Regions from separate parts of the Homo sapiens genome. Here region 1 is linked to region 2. Evidence: chromatin loops called from intact Hi-C (ENCODE). Cell type or tissue: PC-9. All regions are shown on one strand. Each heading gives the region's core, and the rest is flanking DNA. Links, peaks and the distances in the headings are about the cores only. Region 1 has its middle 17 kb from the start of MIR4462. Region 2 overlaps MDGA1 (MAM domain containing glycosylphosphatidylinositol anchor 1).

What was found. Hi-C counts contacts between places; a loop is a spot of excess contacts. Peaks named below come from ENCODE experiments on the same cell type or tissue, not always from the same donor. Only the 100,000 strongest peaks of a DNase experiment are listed, where the experiment ranks them.
Region 1: it touches region 2 in a loop (2.7-fold over the local background); 1 of 110 quality-filtered maps calls a loop at or near these places.

The regions. Positions count from the first base shown.
Region 1 is chr6:37,536,300-37,540,683 of GRCh38, forward strand. No RefSeq gene overlaps it. Among named protein-coding and RNA genes, the nearest start is that of MIR4462, 17 kb to the right of the region's middle. RefSeq lists enhancers at 116-663, 1,709-1,938. In PC-9, for the core only: CTCF peaks have their summits at 2,033 (motif pointing right) and 2,232; no DNase peak of the experiment used is centred there.
Region 2 is chr6:37,628,680-37,633,063 of GRCh38, forward strand. It overlaps MDGA1 (MAM domain containing glycosylphosphatidylinositol anchor 1), which reads right to left. Exons shown (of 17, transcript NM_153487.4): 17 at 2,000-4,384. Among named protein-coding and RNA genes, the nearest start is that of MDGA1, 67 kb to the right of the region's middle. RefSeq lists an enhancer at 2,925-2,974. In PC-9, for the core only: no CTCF peak of the experiment used is centred there; DNase peaks (open chromatin) are centred at 1,852 and 2,782; H3K27ac peaks cover 3,288 bases.

The sequences.
Region 1 (4,384 bases), core at 283-4,282, 92 kb before region 2:
TTTACCAGGGAGGCTGTCCGTACTGCGCACCAGAGCTGACAGCGCTCCGCGGGGTCCCTCCTGTCCCTACAGCCCCGCCTTCGCCCGCGGTGCGGGGTCTGGAGGCAGTGGGGCGGGGGCAGGGGGTCACTGGAGCAGCCCCGCTCTCTCGGAGTGACCGTTTCCTGAACGCAATATAGCCCGGAGAGGACCCAGTGGCGGAAGCGGCAGCTGGCGATGAGGTTGGGGGTTAGTAGGTGGGAACAAGTGCTGAGCCCGCAGCTCCTCCTGGCTCTTAAGGACACCCAGACCCTCCTTAGCCGGCCTATAAGGGCCCTTGTTGCGCGCGCGCAGGGACCCACACAGGGCCTGCCCAGGGGTGCAAGGCTGGTCCCTGGCCCCTGGCCAACTGTTAAAACGGCTAGCAGCCGGCTAACCCCACCGGCAGGCTCCAGGATTTAGCCTGTGGCGGCTGGTGGCGGAGATGGAGGGAACTCAGGCTACCCTCTTCCTCGGGCCCTGGAAGCTGCGTGCGCCTCAGCTGAGGCCTGATTTCGCCGTGGCTGGGGGCTGGGGCCGGAGTTGGGCCCGGCTTCTCTCCGGCTCCCCCATTACGGTTTGGCATCAGCATCTAGATTGCAGGTTACTTCTGCTTTTATCCAAAGCGGTCCTTAAGGGAGATGGAGTTCTGATTGAAATCCAGTCAATTGGCGCCGTGGCTCAGAGGGCCCAGCGTGAGCACACTTGTAGGGAAATTGCCCTGGGTCTGAGAGGAGGGGCAGGGGTGGGGGAGGGAACAGGACCCGCAGGCCTGCTCTGGAGCCTGTGAACGCGCTGCTGCGAGGACTTTAGCGGATGCGCTCAGGTCGGTATCCGCGGGAGTCCTGGAGGGAAATCCGCTCTCCTTCTCCAGCTCCCTGGGATTGATGGAACCAGAAACCTCAAGCAAGGGATCCCCAGAGGTCACTGCGTCCAGTCTCCAGCCTCAGACAGTGTCTGGGTAGTGGAGGAGGGGCCGAGTCTGTGGGACCGAGCTGTCTGCTTTGGTGGGTGAAGGAGGGTGGACTTCTGGGGTCTGGGTTGAGATGTGGATTAGTTCCAGGACTAGTTCCTGTTACTCGTAGGCGGGGAGAGGTCATGGTCCCTGCTGAACACATCTGGCTGTGTTCAGTCCTGAACTGCCCTGGGCTCCTCAGCAGTGTGCACAGGGGTCTGGCCTCCAAATTTCTTGTTAACAGCCCATCAGGAGCTGGAGGAGCTGGCCTGGCCTTCAAGGTGTGGAGGGGTTCCTGGAAGGAAGCAGATGGGCACACGGAGGAGAAGAATGACAAATCCATGCTTCCCCAATGCTGGGGAGAGAATATGGTGGTGGGGAGGAAGCATGGAGACCAGAAGCATTCCCGGGAATGCTTCTGGAAGTATCCCAGAAATGTCAAGAGCTCATTCTGCCAGCTCTTCCGGGGCCAGCAAAGAACATACATATCATTTCTCCATCCACTTTGGGACCTGCCTGAGATGAACATATGTTTTAAAAGGAATCCCAATTGCTGCAGGAGCAGATGGTGCTACAGGGGCAGGCAAGGGCAGGAGAAAGGATACTGGCTGGCAGTAGGGTAGGAGTCCTGGGCTCTGCCTCGCCCCTTCCTCTTACCAGCCGTGTGAGCTGTGTGGCTGCGGGCAAGTCACTCCCCGGCTCTGTGCTGCCCCATTTTCCTTGTGAAGAATGAGTGGGTCCCCTGTAGCATGCAGGATGAGCTGAGGCCTCACTCCCCTGCGGTGGAGAGGACAGAACACTCTCTCCATCAGCAGGGAAGACAGATTTTCCTATTTATTAGCCTGTTCAGCTGGCAGACACAGGGACTGTCCTCTAGGCCATGGGGTGGGGAAGAGGGGGACAGAGCCCCACACCAGCCCCCGCTGTGTCCATCCTCTGCCTGTGGCTGTTTGCCTGATTGATTTGTTTGGTGGCCTCCCTGGCTGGGATTGGGTCCCTGTGTCCTCCTGCACATTTGCCTCTGGTCCCTCTCTGTGTGGTCAGGAGGGGGAGCTCTAGGTGTAGGGGCGGAAGAGACTGGAACATCTATCCATCACGGACTGACTCTTGGGCTTGGTAAGGATCCTAACAACCACCGGGTCCACCTGCCACCTTGTGCTCCGGGCCCCTCCCCAGAAGCTCCCCCTGCAGTGGGAGGCTCACTGCCTCTCGCTGAGCCACTCCCAGAAAGTTCACCCTTTTCTGGATCCCAAGTCGAGTCCCTTGTGTCATCTCTCATTCATCCTAGCTCTTCTTGTTGGCCTAGGTGTGAACTCCATGCCTACAGGACCACCCTTCAGATATTTCAGGGCAGCGATCTTGTTCATCCCCTACTCCACCTTCTTGGGGCAAAACCTGCCTAGTATCCTCCCTGCTGCTTCCCAGTCCCCTCACACTCTAGCTCTGACAAGAAGTGATTGAGCTTCCAGTCAGATGTCAGAGGCCCTGGTCTCCAGGGAGCTTCTAGTCTGGGAGATAGTCTTCCTAGGACCTAAAGAATGAATAACAAAATCACACAGGCATTTGGGACTGTTGGATTTCCAACTGGTATGGCTGCTGGTCTGGAAACCTCCTCAGAGGTGAGTGGGTTTAGTCGTCTTCCATGTAGAGAAGTCTTCCTGTTCTCTCTGAAACAGCTATGCTCCCCCTCCTCAGAGACTGTGGGACTACTGGGTGCTCCGATGGCGCTGGTGCCTGCTCCGGAGAGAAGTGGGAGAGAATACTTTCCAGTTCTTCCCACCTCCATCCCCATCCATCCTGGTGTGGGTACCACAGAAACCTGAGGTCCAGGGGGAAGCTTTCCACAGTGGGACCACCTCAGTGTCTTCGGTCCCCAGGGCACCTACTTTTTCTCCTGACTTCCAGAAGATGTTCCCAGAGGGGCTGGTCTACGCTGCAAGAGTGGGCCCGCCACATCTAGGCCTCCACCCCGCCCCCAGCTCTTAATTTATTATTAACTCTGGAACTGACTTTGAAATTATGGAAGGCCATGTTGTTTCTTTCCTCTGCATCTCTTATGGTCCCCAAGGGGAGGCGAGCTGAGAGTGCCAGATACACAAATATGCAGCGAAAACCCTGTGGATTTTTGGTTCTAGCAAGGGGAAGGAAATTAGCTGTAATAAGCTGCTGTCGCCTCACTGGAAAGCCTCCAGCACAGACCCTCGGAGGGGCTCCTGGGCCCCCTTCCTCTGCTCTCCCCACTTCCCGGCTGCATGGCTGAAGATCTCTGTCTTCAGCTTCCCCTGCAGGGGAGTGGCCTCCTCCCCACCCAGTCCTGTGACATCACTGATGGAGATGATCAATATCCCGGGCCTGTGAGGAGGAGGAGGAGGAGGAGACTGCAGGCACACAGAGAAGTGGTCTCTGGCCTCTTCCCAAGCCATTAGCTTGAATGGTGGTAGGAGAGGCAGGTGGGAGTCAATTTCCATTCTCCTAGAATTACTGGAAGGCAGAGGGTTATTTGGAAGTTTCTGAAAGGTGTGAGGTATTCATTGGCCCTCACACAAAAGGATCAGTAGGCTCTGGTCTTTCCTTTTTCCTCTCCTGAGGAGAGCCAAGGGCTAAAACCCTTAAGTGACTACCCCACAGCAACAGCTGCACTTAGGCAGAAAATAGCCTGGGCTGTGACTGGAGCCCTGGAAGGAACTAGTTCTAGCCCTTTGCTGGCTAACTTGGCCCATCCTGATCTGGCATTGGGCTTCTCTCTGGCTTCTAATGCAAAGAACATAACTCAATCAAATGGCAGATATGATGTTAAGCATTCATTGAATTGAGTGGTTAAGTTCCCCCATAACTTGCTGTGTGACCTCTGGTGAGTCACCTAACCTCTCTGGGCTTCACATACTTTATATGTAAAAGGAGAGCAGGAGTGAGATGAGTGCACCATTTCTAAGACCCAGGAGTAATCATGCTGGGACACATGTTTTATAACCGTGGCCCAAACGCTCTTTCCTTCATGTCCACCAGCCAAAATGTTGGGCCTCACTTGCCGGTAATGCTATTACATGGAAGGTTTTACGGCCAACAGGACAGTCATGAGCTTTCACTACTAATAATTATCTTTGTGATTTAAAATTTTAGCAATAAGATGGATTCTTACCAATATTACTATGTATTAGTCTGTTTTCACATTGCTGTAAAGAACTACCTGACACTAGGCAGTTAATAAAGAGAAGAGGTTTCATTGACTCACAGTTCAGCGGGCTGTATAGGAAACATGGCTGGGAGGCCTCAGGAAGGTGCATGGGAAGCAAGCACCTCTTTACATGGTGGCAGGAGAGAAAGGGCAAAGGGGAAGTGCCACACACTTTTAACCAACCAGATCTCATGAGCCAGCACTAGGGGGATGGTACTAAACCACTAGAAACCACC
Region 2 (4,384 bases), core at 275-4,274:
ACTATTCACATTCCAGTGAATAGTCTTTCGGACAAAAAAAAAATGCATATGCTCATATATACACAGATGTTATTACATAAAAAAGATAGTAACAGGCATGCGCTTTCTAATCTGCCATTCTCTCTCGACAATATATTATGGACATCTTTAAATGGCAGCACAGACTCCCACTGTGTGGACGTTCGGCACTCTCAGCCTCTCTGACTCATGTTTTACTCTATTTCTCACCGCCTCTCAGATGAGAGTGAACTGGCGGGTGGTTCTGGGGGAACGGCACGGGGGGTGACAGAGAGGGACTCTGCTTATGGAGGGTGGCGTATATAGATGGAATGAGGACTCACAGGGTGCTGAGTCTACTCTGCTGAACTGTGGCTGGCCCCAGGGGACCTGAGAAAAATGGGCAATTCAAAACATCTTTAGAGAAGGCCAAACAGCTAACAAGACAGGGCGATGGATGTGGTGGTGGGATTTGCATTCGGGGGCCCTGCCAAGTGGACCTCAGAACAGGAAACACGCTGGGCACGCACGGCCAGGAAAGATGAATTTGGGAGCGGGGGTTCAAGAAGCAGTATGGAAGGATGCCTCCACCCAGGTTTGGGGTGACTTCAAGGAGGAGAGTTTCGACTTTTTTCTTGTGTTTATTTATACCCAACCCTTTTCTGAAAAGGTGTTACAGTAGCTTTCAATAAAGGACATGCAAAAAGCTAGAAATAGAAAAGCAGGAACAGGGACGGTCTCCATCTGAAGCAGAGGACTGGAGCCCGAGCCTCACAGGGAAAGGCCTTGCTTCTCCCAGCCCCTGGGGAAGAGCTGGTGGGAAAAGCAGAGTGATCTCCAAGGAGAGGAAGAAGAGGAGGGACTCTGGCTGATGTGAACGCACATCGCACCAGAAGTCAAAAACCTAGATCTCCCTCTGGGTTCTTCCTCTCCTGAATTTTCTGAGCTAGGGTAACCACATCACCTTTCTGAGCCTCACTTTGCTCATCTGTGATATGAAAATAAAAATATTAGAGTCCTGGCTGGGTGCGGTGGCCCACGCCTGTAATTGCAACACTTTGGGAGGCTGAGGCGGGTGGATCACTTGAGGCCAGGAGTTTGAGACCAGCCTGGCCAACATGGTGAAGACCCACCTCTACTAAAAATACAGAAATTAGCTGGGTATGGTGGCACATGACTATAATCCCAGCTACTTGGGAGGCTGAGGCATGAGAATCACTTGAACCTGGGAGGTGGGGGTTTCAGTGAGCCAAGATTGTGTCATTGCAATCCAGCCTGGGTGACAGAGTGAGACCTTGTCTTAAAAAATAAATAAAAATAAGCTAAGTAAATTGGCTATGTTCTTTAACAATATATATGTCAAAGTCCTGATAACAGAGGACTCGGTTGCTGTAAGTTACCTGACCTACCTGTACAGTTTGCAATGGGACCTGCCCTTGGACAGGGCCACTTGGAGGACTTTCATGGTACATACACTGCATTACTGTGCCCCTGGGAATGAATGGTCACTAGAGGAGGGGAGAAAGAGGGAAGATGCAAGGAGGTGTGTTTTCGGTGCCTGCCAGCCTCCTGCCCCTCCTAAGTGGGTCCACCCACAAACTGCCTAGAAATGGCAGCCCCCAGGTAGCCTTGTTTCATGTCCATGACCCCTTCCTCCAGCCCAGCTGGTTGGATCAGGGTGGCATCTGACTCAAGGGCAGCCAACCCACAGGTTGCCCAATGATGTATGTGTGGCTAGACCTGAAATGGGGGCCTGTCCAATCAGCCCATTATCCTGAGCGGCTGAGTCAGTGAATGCTGGCAGCTGCTACCGGAAGGCCATGAAGGAGAGTTGAGCTGGAGAGGTCATGATGCCTGGAAAGCTGAAGTTATGAGGAAGCAGACACCATGACTCAGGAGAGGAACTGCATGGACAAAAAGCAGCAGATGCTGGGGAGTGACTGAGTCATGCCAGGGTGGTCATCTATTGCTGTTGTCAAAAACTACTCCCAACCGCAGGGGCTTAAAACAACTATTTTATTATATCCCATGACGATGGGTCAGGAATTTGGACAGAGCTTGGCCGAGCAATTCAGGTGGCAGTTAGGCTGGTCTGGAAGGTCTGAGGCAGCTGCACTCCCATATCTTCTGGTGCTTTGGTGGAGATGGCTGGAAGGCTGGACTCAGCTGGGATGGTCAGCCAGAGCCCCTCCAGCATGACGGTCTCAGAGCAACTCAGAGGACATCCTAGGTGGCAGTTCAGGGCTTCCAGAGAGAACGTTCCAAGAGGCCTGAGCTGAAGCTCCAAGGCATCTTCAACTCAGCATGTCACATTCTATTGCACAAACAAGGCACTAAGAGCAACCCAGATTCAAGAGGAAGGGAATTAGACTCTGCCTCTCTACAGGAAGGATAACATGGGATTTGCAGCCATCTTTATTCTACCACAGGTAGAATACAGAAGCACCAGAAGAATACAGAAGCACCAGAAACTTCTGTAGATGATGATCCTAGAGCTACCTTGAATCCAAAATGCCCATCTGGTTCAGGAAAACCATCCCTGTTGCAACTCCTGTTTGGATTTCTGAGTGCCCATCCCCCTCACTGTGTTTGTCCTCACAATAATGCACCTGTACTTGAGTGAGCTTGAGCGGATTTCTCTTCCTGTGCTCAGGGAGCCAACCTACAGCAGTGGTGAGTCCCTTAGACCCTTCCTCTTCCATTAGAAAAGAAAGGCCAGGTGTGCCAGCAAGAAGTTACCCAACATGAGAGCCAATAAAACTTAGGTGGTAGGGAGAGGGAGCCCTTGGTCTTGTAATCTGAGCTTCAGTTTCCCCATCTGGAACATGGAAGTGAAACTGCCCAATCGACCTACCTGAATCATTGTAACCAAGTAACCTGAAAGACACTTCCTGTCATTTGCCTGATATGATGTAGTCCATATCATGACATCCACACCCTTGATTTGGGGTCACTTTGCAAATGCTCATCACTGCCTATCCCCATGACCTTGGCAAGCCCATCTCACCTACAATATATGAGTAGATGTTTGAAATAAGTGACCTTTAAGGACCTCCTAGCTCTGAAATTCTAGAATTCTGAGAGGTCTGGGGTAAAGGGAAAGGTTGGCATAACTTGATCTTAGGGCAAGGATGCAGCTAGCTGGTGGTGAATAAGGGAGGCAGCCCCAAGTAGGGTGCAGGGTGGGGTCTGTAGGGCCAGAATAGAGATTAAGAGGGAAGGGACTCCAAGCGTGTAGGAGGGATGGTAGGGTTGGGTGCCGAGAAGGGAAAATGGCATTTCAACCACCATACCAACTTTAGTCCTCCTCCTTTGCCCTTACTCCCCTTCCTTGAGCCTTCTAAGTTTTTGGGCCCTGTTGGCCTTTGCATATTCTGTTCCCTCTGCTCAGAAGCCTCTCCCAATCCCAACAGGCTAACTCCAATCATTCTGTCTCTCCTAAATGTCTCTTAGAGAAGTCTTCCCCGAAGCCCCAACCCAAATAAGAACCCTCTTCATACCTTCTTTCATAGCACCAATTTCCCTTCCCAGCCCTCACTGTACACATCATTATATATGTCTTGGTGTCATTATTAGCTTACTGTCCATCTCTCCCATTAAACAGGGGCTTCCACAAAGGCAGTGTTTGGTTGGTATTTGCTGAATGAACAAATGCACACAAGTTCACTGGGAGCAGACCAGGATGCAGGTCCTCACTGTCCAGGCCACAGAGCAGGATCCCTGTCGACAGGTGCCAAAGAGAAGAAAGGCTGCCCCCAGGGAGCTGAGAGGAGCCCTCCAGTGCCCCGGCCCCGACCCTGGCCCACTCTGCCCTGCCAACACACACGGCTGACGCTGAGCGCTAGAACACTGCAGCTTTATTGATAGAACAACCGCGTCCGCAACTAGAGGTTACATTTGGGGGCTTGGAGGTGAAAGAGAGGCAAATGGGGAACAGAGGCTGGGGTGGAGACAGACAGCAAGGCAAAGGGGTGAGGATGGGGCTGTGTGACTAAAAAAACAACCCCAATCATTTCACCCATTAATAAGGGGGTCTCCTGTTGTGCTTTTACCTTGGTGGCGGGGTGGGCTGGGGTGGTCAGACATGTGGGCCTGGGCATGAGGAGTTTTGGCTTTTCTCCCAAGTCTTTGAGGTCTCAGGGCTGGTGCAGCCCCTTCCCTCCCTGACCCTTCTCCTGGGCTGGGGATAAAGGCCTTGGTGAGCTGGCTACTCTAGGGCAGGAAGAATGCATGGAGACCTAGAGGGCCACCAGAGTTGGGCTGAGATGGTGATTATGTGGGTGGCTGGGAGGATGGCGGGAGGGGGCCAGGAAGGAGGGCAGTCCTATCCTAGGAGGGTCCCTGGGAAATGAGTGCAGGCAACAAGAGGGCAAGGGGTGGGGTGGGC